Regions from separate parts of the Homo sapiens genome. Here region 1 is linked to region 2. Evidence: chromatin contacts called from ENCODE Hi-C or POLR2A ChIA-PET data. All regions are on one chromosome and are shown on one strand. Each heading gives the region's core, a stretch centred on a gene start or an enhancer-like site at or near the end of the contact. The rest is flanking DNA. Distances are from core to core; before and after follow the strand shown. Region 1 overlaps DENND2B (DENN domain containing 2B). Region 2 holds the start of DENND2B (DENN domain containing 2B).

Evidence for each region. Hi-C counts contacts between places; a loop is a spot of excess contacts on that map. ChIA-PET counts read pairs that join two places held with the same protein, here RNA polymerase II (POLR2A). Pooled maps may share reads with other maps.
Region 1: a map of prostate gland shows a loop between it and region 2 (6-fold over the local background). The contact joins the enhancer-like site here to the promoter of DENND2B in region 2. A Hi-C loop is called at or near these places in 49 of 168 maps with a recorded cell type or tissue (GM11168, HAP-1, HepG2 and 31 more) and 27 of 50 pooled maps. POLR2A ChIA-PET finds 5 or more read pairs at or near these places in 14 of 52 experiments (AG04449, AG04450, BJ and 9 more).

Annotation. Positions count from the first base shown.
Region 1 is chr11:8,703,261-8,710,236 of GRCh38, forward strand. It overlaps DENND2B (DENN domain containing 2B), which reads right to left. Exons shown (of 20, transcript NM_213618.2): 12 at 4,517-4,594; 13 at 3,825-3,965. Among named protein-coding and RNA genes, the nearest start is that of SNORA3B, 21 kb to the left of the region's middle. RefSeq lists an enhancer at 6,890-6,976. Within about 2 kb of position 4,516, at least 19 of the 41 ENCODE cell types and tissues checked have a DNase peak (open chromatin) inside an H3K27ac peak, as active enhancers do; they include body of pancreas, breast epithelium, dorsolateral prefrontal cortex and 12 more, where a contact is called at or near this core.
Region 2 is chr11:8,807,803-8,814,540 of GRCh38, forward strand. DENND2B (DENN domain containing 2B) reads right to left here and starts at 2,872. Exons shown (of 20, transcript NM_213618.2): 1 at 2,715-2,872. It overlaps DENND2B-AS1 (DENND2B antisense RNA 1), which reads left to right. Exons shown (of 5, transcript NR_120590.1): 5 at 2,275-2,474.

The DNA of each region.
Region 1 (6,976 bases), core at 3,266-5,765, 100 kb before region 2:
GCTATCCTGGCCTTTATCTCCATCACCCTAAGTCCCATGCCAGTCACAAGGAAAACATAAGCAAAGGGCTGGCCATTCTGCAGCCTTGCCAGGAAGCAGGACTGTCTTATCAGGGCCAGGCCTGGCCCTCTTTCCTCCAAAGGCTGCTCCCAAGGTGAGTGCCACAGCTCAGAGAGCCACTTCTCTGGGGGAGTCACAGGGGTGGAAGGTAGTGAGTGACTCCAGCGGTGAGGGCAGGAGGAACTGCTGACGCTCAGGCCGTGCCAAAGCAGCTGTCCCTGGGGTCTGCCTGGCCTCCTCCTTGGTCCCGCAGCATGTGTGTGCAGCATAGATGTGCAGGCCTCCTGAAAACTAGGGTGAGAAACCAGTTCTCTCTCATTGCCCCATGGCATCAAAGGTAATGCTTTACAAGGAGTTTTTATACCCACGTCATCTCATTTGTTCCTCAGAGTCTAAGCAAATGAAGGAGTTCTAACTCCTAACTCAGCATCCATCCTTCTGGGCCCCAGAGAAGCAGCAAAATGGGCACAGGGCATGGTAACGGTCTGTGTCCACTGTCTCTCCCGCCTGATGGTGTACTCCCAGAAGGCCCAGTGATCCGCCAGATGCTGGGTACACCCCAAATGGTCAGTGAACGTGGACTCACAGAAAGAAGTAGCACAATGATGCCAGAGCCCTTTATACCTGCTCCAGGCCCTGTCCCCGCCCCAAAATTCGCAAGCTCCCTGCATGCAGCCCAACAGGCTCTGCTCTCTAGCACCCAGCTCCAGTCCCTACTGTCCCTGGGGCCCAACCCTCCCCCTTCCCCCAGGGATTGAGAATTCACACAGGCTGCTCCCACTCCCGGCCTTGTTCCCTGCATCCCTGCCTTCAAGGAGATCAAGCCCAGGGGGCTGAAGGAGCTGAGTAGTTACAGCCTGGGAGTCCAGTGTCAGGACAGAGGCAGATGTGACCAACATCTGCACAGGGACAGGCAGGACATCTAGAAGGGCAGCCAAGCTCATGTGGGTGGGGAGAGGTCAGGGAAGCCTCTCAGAGCACAAGGTACTTGACTCCCCAAAGAGAAAAGAAGAGAAGTGTCTTCTAGGCAAAAGGAAGTAGGGTTGAGGCAACACTAAGTATCAAGTCAGAAGACGAGAGCCCAGTGAGGTGGCCAGGGCCAGACCATGAAGAGCTCCCAGGCATGATGCTGCGCTATAAGGGAAGGGTCCCCTATCCTGTGCCCCACAGCCACCATGAAGCCTAAAGTTCCTCTAAATGAAGGGGAGAAAAGAGGCGAGGAGAAAGCCCTCAAGCTAGGATTTGCCACTGCTCAGCAAGCCTGGTATGCTTTTTTGGTCAGTCCCTCTCCCACTCTCTACAACTAATTTATTTATTCTTCCCTCTCCTAGAACCCAACATCCACCTCTTACTCTCAAAGGATGACCTTTTCTATTTTGACATATGTATTTTTTTGAGATGGAGTCTCGCTTTGTCGCCCAGGCTGGAGTGCAGTGGCGCAATCTTGACTCACTACAATCTTCACCTCCCGAGTTCAAGAGATTCTCCTGCCTCAGCCTCCCGAGTGGCTGGGATTACAGGCATGCGCCACCACACCTGGCAATTTTTTTTTTGTATTTTTGGAAGAGACAGAGTTTCAACATGTTGGCCAGGCTGGTCTCGAACTCCTGACCTCAAGTGATCCCCCCGCCTCAGCCTCCCAACGTGCTGGGATTACAAGCACATGAGCCACGGTGCCCGGTCTGACCTTTTCTACTTTGAGAAAATCAAAGCCATCAGATGAGAATCCAAAATCTACTAAGCCACTCCCTCCTCTCCTAATAAACACCAAGCCCTCCATGGAGCCTAACACCCACATCTTCTCAGTACTCTCTGCTAGCCCCTCCTGCTCCTGCAGCTCAAACCTCTTCCTCTGGCAGCCATTCCCACCAGCATACAAACTACCATCCCTAACAAGCTTCCCTAGTTCCACATTTCAATTGCTGCCCTCTTCCCTATTTCTCTCCACAGCCATGCAATCTTGAGAAGATGTCTACACAGGCTGTTTCCACTTCCTCACACCCATCACTTCTCAACTCACTCCAGCCCAACTTCTGGGCCCCTGCACTTGTCAAGATCTTGCCACGCCTCATCCTGACCTCTTGGTGGTTCCTGATCCGGATCACGGCTTCCTTTTTGAGGTGCTCCTGAGCCGCAGCCCTCTCCTGAGTGTTCCTCTCCTGCAGGGCCTCTGCACGTTGGGGTTCCCCAGGACTGAGGAGGACCCCATACTGGGCTCTCTTCTCTTCCCTATTTACACTCTTTGCTACTAAATACCTTCTCTTGGGGGTCTCATGGGCATCTCAAACTTGACATGTACACATTTGGACTCTTGCTCTTCCTCCTCATTACCTGCTTCTCCTTCACGAGCTCCCATCTCAGTACATGGCTCCATCATCTACCCTGGGGCTCCAGCCAGAAAACTGGGAGTCAGCCTTACAGTCTCTGTAACAACTACTCCCTATTTCCAATCAAACGCAAAGTGCTATTGGTCCTAATTCTAAAATCCATCTACTTCCCTTCCCCTGTTCTACCACATCTTAATCCAAAGCTGCCATCATCTCTTACCCATAGTGCCACAACAGTATCCCTGCTGGTCTCCCCGTTTTCACTCCGACCATTATCTACATGGCAGCCACAGTGGGCTTTGAATACATGTATCAGCTGGCCACAGGTGGCTCACGCCTGTAGTCCCTACAGTTTGGGAGGGGGAGGTGGGAGGATTGCTTGAGTCCAGGAGTTCAAGACCAGCCTGGGCAACAGGGTGAAACCCTGTCTCTATAGAAAATACAAAAGTCAGCTGGGTTTGGTGGTGCACGCCTGTAGTCCCAGCTACTCAGGAGGCTGAAGCGGGAGGATCGCTTGAGCCCGGGAGGGTGAGGCTGCAGTGAGCCATGATAGCACCACTGCACTCCAGCACCACTGCACAATATGGGTGGCAGAGTGAGACCCTGTCTCAAAAAAATAAAATGAAATGAAAATATACGTCAGATCTTATCATACCCCTGCTTTAGATAAAACCCCAAATCCTTAACTTGGCCTAGCAGGGACATCGTGATTGGGTTCTTGCCTGCCAACCCACCCCTCTACCCCCACCCCATCAACCCTCTGACCAGCATTTGCACTTGCCCAACTTTTGCCTTTGCAGATGCTGGTTCCTCTACTTGGAATAATCTTCTCCCGTTCATATCCTTCTCTTTCCATCTCCCTCCTCCTGCTTCATTTAGTTGCCCCCACTCACCACTTAGGTCTCTGATAAAGTGTTACTTTCTCAGAGGAGACCTTCCCTGGCCCCTTATTTAAAGCAGACTCCCCTGTTTCACACTCTCATAAGGTCCTGTGCTTTCACTTGGCTTGTAACACATTTAGGAATTATCTATTTATATGTAAAAGTGTTTATAATAGCAGTATCTCCCACTAGACTACAAACTTCATGAGGACAGAGCCACGTCCCTCTACCTCTGACTCTGCTCTGAGGTCTGGCGCAATCCCTGATTGTGAGATGGCACACATTCAGTAACTGTTCAATGAATGAACAAAAGGAAGGCAGATGGAATGCAGTTTAGTCCAAATGGGTCAGGGAAGGCCCCTGGGAGGAACAGAGGGCTGGACAACATGTACATTCCTATTGTTTGCTCTTTTGGTCCCTAGTGATGGGGTACACAGACATGGTTGAGCAAGGAGGGACCGTGCTCTGCAACCCCCAAAGACTACGACCTTGGCCAGCATGGTCCTCCTGCCACCCCAGCCCGTAGCCCGAGAGAAGAGGGTGCAGAAATCCCTACCTCATTGCCAGCACCTGGCAGGAATGTCTTCACTTTGATGGTCTTCCCTGGGGCTGGGAAGGGCGACTCCATGAGACTTCTCATGAAAGGATAGACCAATGCAGCGGAGATCCCACGCCGGCGCTCCACCTCATCTAGGACCTGTGCCCACCGCCAGCAGCCCAAAGAGGAAGGGTGTCAGGGCACTGCCCTTCCCCCTCCTGGCAGAGAAGAGGGCAGCCAAGCATCTGACCAGGCTAGCCCAGAAGCTGGGAGACGGGAAGGTGGTCTTGCCATGATCTGCACACTCTACCCTTCCCGTTTTCCTTGGCACTCAGTGACTCCTCTGTTCCCTAACTGGCCTTGCTTCAGTCCCCAAGAGCGGAGTAGCTGGGCAAAGGAAATACCACCCAAGAGTCAGCTCCCTGGGCGCTCCTGCTTCCCCAAGGACTCTGGCTCTGCCTAGGGCCCAGGGTGGGCTGTGACAGGGGCAGACACTGCCAGCACAGGAGCTGGGGAAATGCCAGCCAGCTGGGTAGAGAACCAGGCCGGGGAATGGGAGGGTGTCAGAGAGCTCACTGGTACTTGTTCCTGCATTCTGTCTCCCGCTCGCTCACAGTCACAGGTGGTTTTCTCATCTAAGCTGGCTGCAGATACTCCTGTGGGAGCTGTCAGCTGGGGGACGGGGAGGGAAGCCTGCCAGAGCCTCTTACCTTGGAAAACAAGCCGAAGCAGCCAAGGCGGCTGATGACACAGTACACCTCTGGCAACCGGGGCCCTTTCCCACTTGGCTGGGCCAGGACAAGGAGGAGGAGGAGAGAGACAGACACAGAGAATGCATGATTACCATTTCTGGCTCCTTTTCCTTGGGAACGGAGGAGTAAGGACTGCCCTTCTAGTGGAGGAAGACTTTAAGCCTCCTCTAAACCTCTCTGCAACCAGAGCCCTGAAGGAACAGCCACCACTCTCAGGACAGGCCTCAGCTCTGCAGGGTCTCCCAGCACCAGGTACCAGGCTCCTGCCAGGCTCCACACAGGCTCCACCCTTCCTCCCAGGAGGACGCTGACGGGGGCTGGCAAAGGGCAAAGCAGTTTGGCAGAGGCTACAGGGTGTCTGTGGATTCATAGCCCTGAGGCTGGGACCCCAGCAGATGGGAAGGACTAGGGTACATCCTTAGGACAAGCCATTGTAGCTTTTTAGCCCCATAGGGCACATTCGGCATACCATTCCTTTTTTTGCTTCTTTTCTCCCTTTCTTGATCCACCTCCATTCTAAGAGAGCAAACTGAAAACAAGAGATGGGAGCTACTGTTTATGGAACATTTGCTATACCTGACTCCTGGGCTTGGGACTTTACAAGAGATTTGTGAGAGAGGGATTATTATCCCCTTTATAGATGAGGCAACTGAGTTCAAAAAGATAAAGCCATTGCCTAAGGCCACCTATCTAGAAGCTGTGGAGCCAGGAGTTTGCTTTGGCCCTGTTTGGCTGTCTTACCCCTAAAGCCTGCTGCTTTCTGACAGGAAGGAAAGAAAACAAAGACACTGGGTAGAGGTTTGCTATGGAGTAAAGGAGCAAAAGAAGAATGGGACTTAAAAGGTAGGCATGGCCAGGCGCGGTGGCTCACGCCTGTAATTCCAGCACTTTGGGAGGCCAAGGGAGGTGGATCACCTGAGGTTGGGAGTTCGAGACCAGCCTGACCAACATGGAGAAACCCCATCTCCACTAAAAATACAAAATTAGCCGGTCATAGTGGCATGCGCCTGTAATCCCAGCTACTTAGGAGGCTAAGGCAGGAGAATCGCTTGAACCCGGGAGGTGGAGGTTGCAGTGAGCCGAGATCACACCATTGTACTTCCAGCCTGGGCAACAAGAATGAAACTCTGTCTCAAAAAAAAAAAAAAAAGGTGGGTAGCTAAAGGGGAGACATGCACTGAGAGCTCCCAGGCCCGGAGCCCCCATGCAGGCTGCAGTGCCTTCTCCAGCAGGACTCAGAGGCCTGGAGGGCCTGGCAAGTCCGAGTGGGGAGGGAGCAGAGCAGCAGGTGCTGGCCCCTCGTGCAGGCTGCTAAGCAAATGCAGATGGGGCTATTTCAGTCTCCAAACCTGCTGGCCACACGTCACAGATCTAAAGAGAAGGCAGAATCTGTTTTTGTCCATATTAGGCCTGAAACTCACTCCTGTCTCTTTCCCTCTCCCCCGCCTCCCCTAAAGCCCCAAGTGATTAAATCAAGTATGTGGGATTTGGATCAGAATCATTGTGTCCAATCTGCAGGAATGCCGAGCTAGTGCCAGCCCCCTTGGCAGAGACCCAGCCCAGGCCCTCTCTGAGCACGCCAGGACAAACACGCTCTTCCCTGGGGGCAGCAGCCCCACTACAAAGGAGCAGCTCTGCTCCATCTATGTTCCAGCAAAGGCAGCCTTCGCAACACTCCTTCCAAGCCTGGGAGGCCCAGGCGGCCAGAGGCATGCTGGCCTCTGCCTGGCTCACCACCTGGCATCACTCCTGTGCATACGCCCTTTGCCCCTCCATGGGCATTCTACCTCCCCACGCCCCCTCTCCCCAGTCCATCCTCTGGGGGTGATCCAAGAGTACAAATTGGTGACAAACGACTTCCCTTCTGGTTCTGTATGACCTTGGGCAAGTCATTCTACCTCTGAGTTTTGACTTTCCAATCTATGGATCAGGGATAATAATAACCCATGGGCTATTGTGATCATTTTCTTTTAAAAGACATACTTGAAGCATCTAGCTTGGAATGTGACAGGTTCTAAACAACATTTATTCCCTCTTATTCCCTTGGCCCTTCCCTCCTGTGTTGAAAGTCCAATCTCCTGTAACAGGCCATCTAAAGTTCCTCGAGAGGGAGATCCATGTTAAACTCATCTTTATATGAGCACGTGCCTGACTCTCAATAGCACGTGCCTGACTCTCAATAGGTCAGGGCTTCTGATAAGGGATGATAAGTGTTTCTGAATGAATGAATGGCCGGCCCCAAATCCTTCCTTCAGGGCTCCTGCCCCCTTCATCTACCCCTAGACTGGTATCTGGGGAGGCTTTCTCTTGCTAAGGCCTGGAAACCCCAAAACATTGTCAACAACCCAGTAGCTCCAAGCTGGGAGTGCAGCAGGGGCCAGGCTCTGAGCCTCTACCCAATCTATTTCCCAGGACTAA
Region 2 (6,738 bases), core at 1,622-4,121:
CAACTAGAAGGGGAGCTGCTTGTTTTGTTTCATTTTTTTAATCTGCCTACTATGGGTCTGCTCAAGGGCTTCTTCCCAGACACCACTCCGGGATATGGCTGGCAGGTCTTCCCCATCCTACAGTAAAGCTGGGGCTGTGGGTGACGCGCTCTAGTATGCCATACGCCCTTTCGACTCAATGAGGACAGACCTGGGACTCTCCTTGCCTGGAGTCTCCCTTCCCCTGCTCTTCCATTCCTTGGCACAGTCCCATGGCATATCAAGAATCTCTGCCCTTGGAATTCCCACTTCCTTGTTTCTTTTTCTTTCCCCATAAGCTGTGGCCTTATGAGTTCCTGAAAGACCTGCCCAGCCCCCAAGAAGCCTTTCGGAGCAATAACACTTTCTCCCAGTTAGAACCCTGCCTTCTAAACCCAGAATGAAGGAGAAAGACCCCTTTGCCCACTGCAGAGTGTGCCCAGCAGGACCCAGCAGGATGAGGGAACCAGGCCTGGCCTCTTTTCCAGCTGCTAAAGTTTATGGTGCCACAACTCTACAGGCAGCTGTGGGACACAGGAAAAGCGACGGGTCTTTTGGAATACCTCTCCTCTATACTATATATAAACACATGAGTCAGGTGACCAAGGAAAGCTTCCTCCCTGCAGGATCGTCTATGAGGCTCCAGTTTTATGGCAAACATCACTCTTATGAAACGACCCAACCCAAGGAAAGCAACATTTGTTTCCTTAAACATCCTGAAGAAGTCTTTTCAGATTTTTCTCATGTTTACTTATAAATGCAGAAAGGAAGAAGGCACTTTATAAAATGAGAGAACCAGAACAGAGAGGCAAAGTGACTTTCCAGAGAGAGTTGGGTCATTCCTCAAGCTTCAATTCACAACACGGTTCGTTAGATAGGACGTGACTTGTTTCAAACTACTTTCATGGAAGTTATCCCACTGGCTCCTCCCAACAGTCCTGTGAAGTTGTTCTTATTACCTCCATCTCACAGGTAAGAATCTGAAGCTCCTATTAGTTAAGATACTTGCCCGTGGCCGCCCTATGGGAACAGAATCTAGCCGTCGACTCAAGTCTAGCAACCCAAATCCATTATTCTTTCTGCTATACCAACAGAAGGAGCAGCAGCTCCTGAAACTGGGTCTCTGCTAGCCCTCTTCACAGATGTGGGGATGGTAAAATTGAAGAGCTCCAACTACACACACAAGTAGAAAAGAAGGCTGAGGTTCTGGATTTACACTGCCAACTGAAGGGGCCACTGGCTCAGTGTTATGCCACATCCCTCCAGCAAAATGTAGGTTTCAACTAAGCAAAGGATCCCTGGAGTGTATGTAGCAAGAGGAATAACTTCAGAAGTGGACCGTCTGAGGTCCAGGGCCATGGAGTTCACCCTTGTGGACCCTCAGGCCACAACCACGATGTATACATGTACTCATTTTAGGGAGCCGGAACTGGGGACATGGCCAGTGCTTGCATTGGCAAGCTGATCCGAAGTTAATCAGAATGCCCCCTCATTGTTTGCCAGAATACAAAAGACATTCTGTTCAGAAAGTTCAAGAAGAAAAACTGAAGAACCAGGACAGCAGCTGTTCCCTCATCCCACAGAGAAACCAAAGGCATTTGCAAAGTTCCCTGAGGCCAAGAAGTGAATTTAAGACATAACATGGCTCAAGTGGAAGCACAACCCCTGATGGGTCTCCGTTGCAGGAAGTGTTTGCTGCATTCATCCTCCTCATAATATTACTGACAACCCCACTACCCTATCACCTATAAAACTGCCTTTCTGGGAGGGTCTCCTTTCCAAGGCCACACAGCTCACCATGTACCACTCCTCTAGGTCAGAACAAGTTTTACCAAAACTTAGGACAATCAGTGTAGGAGTGCACAGCGTGGACACTGCGTGCCCTGAGATTTGGTCAAAATGTAACCAAAGGAATCCACCCGGCACAACTACAGTGCCTCATGTTCCCCAGCTCTTAGCAGCTGCTGCTGAGAGCTCACTCTGGGACATCTGGATGAGAAACCTGTTTGCAGGCCCCCCAACCCCAAGCCAGCCCCCTCCTCCACCTCTTAGGAAAGTCTGTGATCGACCTTTTGATGTGGGAGGACAGCTTGATTCTTACCAAGCTGCCTGGAAGAGAGAGAGTGCAAAACCCCAGCTCAGGCATCCCTGTGACAGTCCCTCTGTCCTAATAAATGCTCTAGAGGGACTTGGAACTCACCACAGGCTCCTGGCTGAGCTTAATTAGCCTTTTTTTTTTTTTTTTTTCCATTACAGGTCAGACATAGCAGCACCAAGAGACAAAACAGACAGTGTTCACTAGGACGAACAAGCGGCTCAAAAGGCACTGGAGTTTCCCTGTAAGAACTACAAACACCACGGGAGTGATGTTAACTCAGATTTTTCCATATAAAAGATTCTTCCTGTAAAAATATCCTGTGCCTTTGTGCTAAATAAAAGTAAAATGATGCTTTTTAGAGTGAAGTCTAAACACCTCAGATTCAGCAAGAGTGAGATCAGCTAGATTTGCAAAGTCAAGAAAATTGGCTGTTTCCCTCCTCCTTAAGCTAATAGAATCCAACTGTTGGAGCATGACATCATTCCTGAGCCCCAAACCCCGAGCAGAGACTACAGACACTCGCCTGACTCCCAGAAAACAGCCGGAGAGAAGGGCCAGGAAAGGAGGCCAAATGATCCCAGCCCGGAGCTGCCCTTACCTGAAAGTCCCGCTGCTTTCCTGCCCACTCCATTCTCACACCGCAGCCGGCTAGGGAGCCCAGGGCCCCCAAATCCACTGGCTTAAGCTCCGATACCTGCTGCGAGCTTCCCACAGCTCCTTCCTCTGACCTTTCGTGGCGCTCCTCGCAGCCAAGTGAGCAGAGCACTGCTAGCCGGCCAGGCCGGTTGTCATGGAGACCCTGTCCTCGCTAGGCGGGCGCGCGCACAGCGGCGCGCTCTTGGCCTAGCGCGTGCACAAGGGCGCTCTCTTTTTCTTTCTTTCTCACTGTCTCTCTCTCTCTCTCTCTCTCTCTCTCTCTCTCAGTTCTGGGAGGCTTCCATGAAACAGCACTGTCTTTTGATCAGCTCGGTTTTTGCATGCATTCCACTCCTCCTACCTCCCTTCCAGTCCAACAGGGGCTCTGAACTGCTCCTGGGAACTTGCTTGAACAGCTCAGAGGGGAGAAGGGAGAAGACAGTGAGTGGACTTGTTTTCTTCCCCTCCAGTGTCTCATTTTTTATAACTTGGAAGAATCCCTGCCAGGGGGGAGGGAGCTAGCTGAAGCGCTTGAAGGGGACCCAGCTTCCTCTGGGTCCTGGAGCTCGGGTAGGAGGGACCCTGATGCGCTGCCTTGACTTGTTTGTGCACTTGGGATTTTTCCGGGCAGCAGTTGGGGCGGAAATGCACTCACATCCCAGGAGCTCGCCTGGACTGGCCTCTCTGCTTACCTTGCTGCCTGTCCAGGTTGTGGCGATGGCTTTAACCAGTGCAGGGACTCATGGTACTAGTGGTGGCGCCTAAGCAGTCTCTCATCTTCCTGAAATGGAGAGCAAAGACAACTCGGTCAGGACCAGGAAGAATCCTGGGCAAGTCGAGAGTCACAACCCAGACGACAAACCTGATACAAATACAGCCTTGTCTCTCTGCCCTGCTAAGGATCTGCAGCTAAGGTGCAGGCTTAGTGGGAGCTGCTGTCACAGTCGGTAATAATATTGCTCCTGTCAGAAAATGAGCACAGTCCCTGGGACACGGCAGACCCCCTAAGTTTAGTCCCATCCCCATCCCCATCCTGTCCCTTCCTCTCCCCCCTACCCAGCATACATTTCTGCTTTGTAACATTCTTTTTACATGTATCATTTTGTTTGATCCTCATAACCTTTTGAAATACACTGCACAGATATTTTTATGACCATTTTTTCAAGTTTATTTATTATTCTTCTTAAATTTCTTTTAGAGACAGGATCTTGCTCCATTGCCCAAGCTGGAATGCATTGGTGCAATCATAGCTCACTACATCATCAAACTCCTGGGCTCAAACAACCCTCCTGCCTCAGCCTCTGAAGTAGCTGGGACTACAGGCATGCACCACCACGCCTGGCTACTTTTTTAATTTTTATTTTTATAGAGACAGGGTCTCACTATGTTGCCCAGGCTGGTTTTGAACTCCTGGCTTCACGCAATCCTCCTGCCTCAGCCTCTCAAAGTGCTGGGATTACAGGCGTGAGCCAGCATACTGGCCTTATGACCATTTTATAGATGGAAAAACTGAGACTCAGAGAGATTAAACATTTGATCTGCACTTATACAGTTAGGCAGTCAAAGAACTAAGAGATCAGCCAAGTTCGCCCTAGTCCAGCACACTTTCAACTAAAGTATATTGCCACCTGATTTCAAAAACTGTCAACTTTTTGATAACTGGTTATGAGATAACGCTGGGCTCCCAAGGGAAGGTGGAGAATCCTTGTAAGTTGTGGCGAGATAGGCTGACTACCATCCTTTCAGCCTAAAGACCTTAAGACAGCATCTCTAAGATGTAAAACGTCCTGATGCACAGCTCGGAGAAAAAGCCCTACCCTACAGCTATATGTGACCTTGCACTTTTCTAAACGACTCTCAAAATCTTGGCTCGTCTGTTCAACATGACAGGTCTGAAAGTTAGGATTGGCATTATTATACTAATTTAACAGATTTTTTTTTTTTAATTCTACAACAGAAGTAAAATTACTTGCCCCAGGTCATGGAACCAGGAAATAAAATCTAGAAACAATCCCCAAGCCTTTCAAGTCTCTTGAGTACATTAAGCACAGTGGTTGCAACAGCACCAGGGGTCAGAAGACCTTGGCAGTGCCTGACTCCACCACTAACGGGCCATGTGCCATTGGGCAAGTCCCATGACTTCCCCCTTTCCACCTACAGAGCCTACTGACAGGGCTGGGACTGAGCATCGGAAGAGATGCTGTCCGTGAAAGCACTCTCAAGTCAGGAACTGAACTAAGAACTTTACTCCTCTTGACAACTCCTCACCAAAAACAAACAAAAAACACTGGGACAGTTAATACCCTCCCCAGGATGAGGACACTGAGGCTTAAGGAGGATATTTTCCAATGCTGCTCCCAAAAACAGTGCTCCCAAAAAAAAGGTCCTGATGTTATTTATTTATTTATTTATTGACACGAGGTCTTATTATGTTGCCCAGGCTGGTCTTGAACTCCTGAGCTCAAGCAATCCTCCCACCTCAGACTCCTGAGTAGCTGGGATTATAGGTGTGTACTACCACACCCAGCCTGATAGAATCTTTAATGCAACATCCTATGCAGAATCTAGTGGGTTTTTTTCATTAATTTCCAGCATATCACAACATTCTCAAAACAAGATTCTGATTGACTTGAGTTTAAAAGGTAAATATATACCAGAAGTTAAGGTAGGAAAGTGTTATAAAATCCAACAGGAAATGACAGAATGGCACAAATCCTAAATGGGGGGCACTACTGCTTTAGTGAAGCAATCAGAGCTTGAAAGGGAGTGAACCTAATCACCCACTATAAATCCCCAACCCCACCCAAGCCCCAGCTGAAGAATCCCAAGTCTACAAAGAAAGACAAAGAAAGACAAGACAGAAGGGCAAATGCAGTATCATCAAATCACTAAATTTCCGCCTCTTCCTTGTCCAAAAGGCATCCCTCTGCTCTCCTCCTGATCCTCAAAATGCACATTCCACTTGCCCAGTCTCCATCCTGAGAAAGAAGGGGTGATCCCACCCCTTTCTATAATAAGATAATATTAATAATACAGTAGTAACATCAGTTAACACTTGTTGAGCACCTACCATATGCCAGGCATTCTTTTAAGCAGTATGAGGGGCCAGGGGTCAGGACTGAGTACTAGAACTGATACAAGTCAGTTCCTGAAGTAATCCAAACTTAAGAAGCCCTCCAAACCAGACCCAGAATGCGGGCCATGCTCCCCCTAGTGGCATGCTGGAGTTATGGAGGTTCCTTAGGGCCTTGTCCTGGGGGAAGGGACAAAGGAAGGGCCCCATTACTGAGAGAACTGGAATCCCTGCTTGGGTAATGCTACTGTGTACACACTCCTTGAACTGGGCAGAGTCAGGGACAGCTGAATCCCACCACTGCCTCTGCAAGGCTGGATTTAGACCAATCCTACCTGACCCTTCTGAAGGATAAGGATTTGACAACCTTATATAAGCTCTCTGCTGTCTACTGAGAGGCCTGCAAGCATACATGTGCCAGAAACCTGGGAGACATCCTCAACTCTCCCTTCTTATTTCTGCCCACATCCAACCCATTTCCCAACTGCAAACAATTCTACTTCCAAAATATATCTTTTATCTGTCCACTTTTCTCCACCTCTGATGCTACCCATCTCTCACCTTAATTATTGCAAAAACCTCCTAATTGCCCCAGCTTCCACTCTCCCCTCACAAAGTCATTAGAGCTGTCTGAATCACCTTTTTTTTTTTTTTTTTTAACACCAGATCAGGTCATTTCCTGCTTAACACACTTCATTGACTTCCCACTACACTTAAGATAAAATCTAACTTCTTACCAGGACCTACAAGGCCCAGCATGATTCTCCTCCTGCCTTCTTTCAGCACACTTCCTGCCCTTCCCTGTCTGTGCATCAGCCACATACAACTGCTTTTAGTTCCCCTGAGGTGTCATATTTTTTCCAGGTTGTTTCCCGTTGCTGGGACACTCCCCTACCAAGCAGTCTTTGCCTGG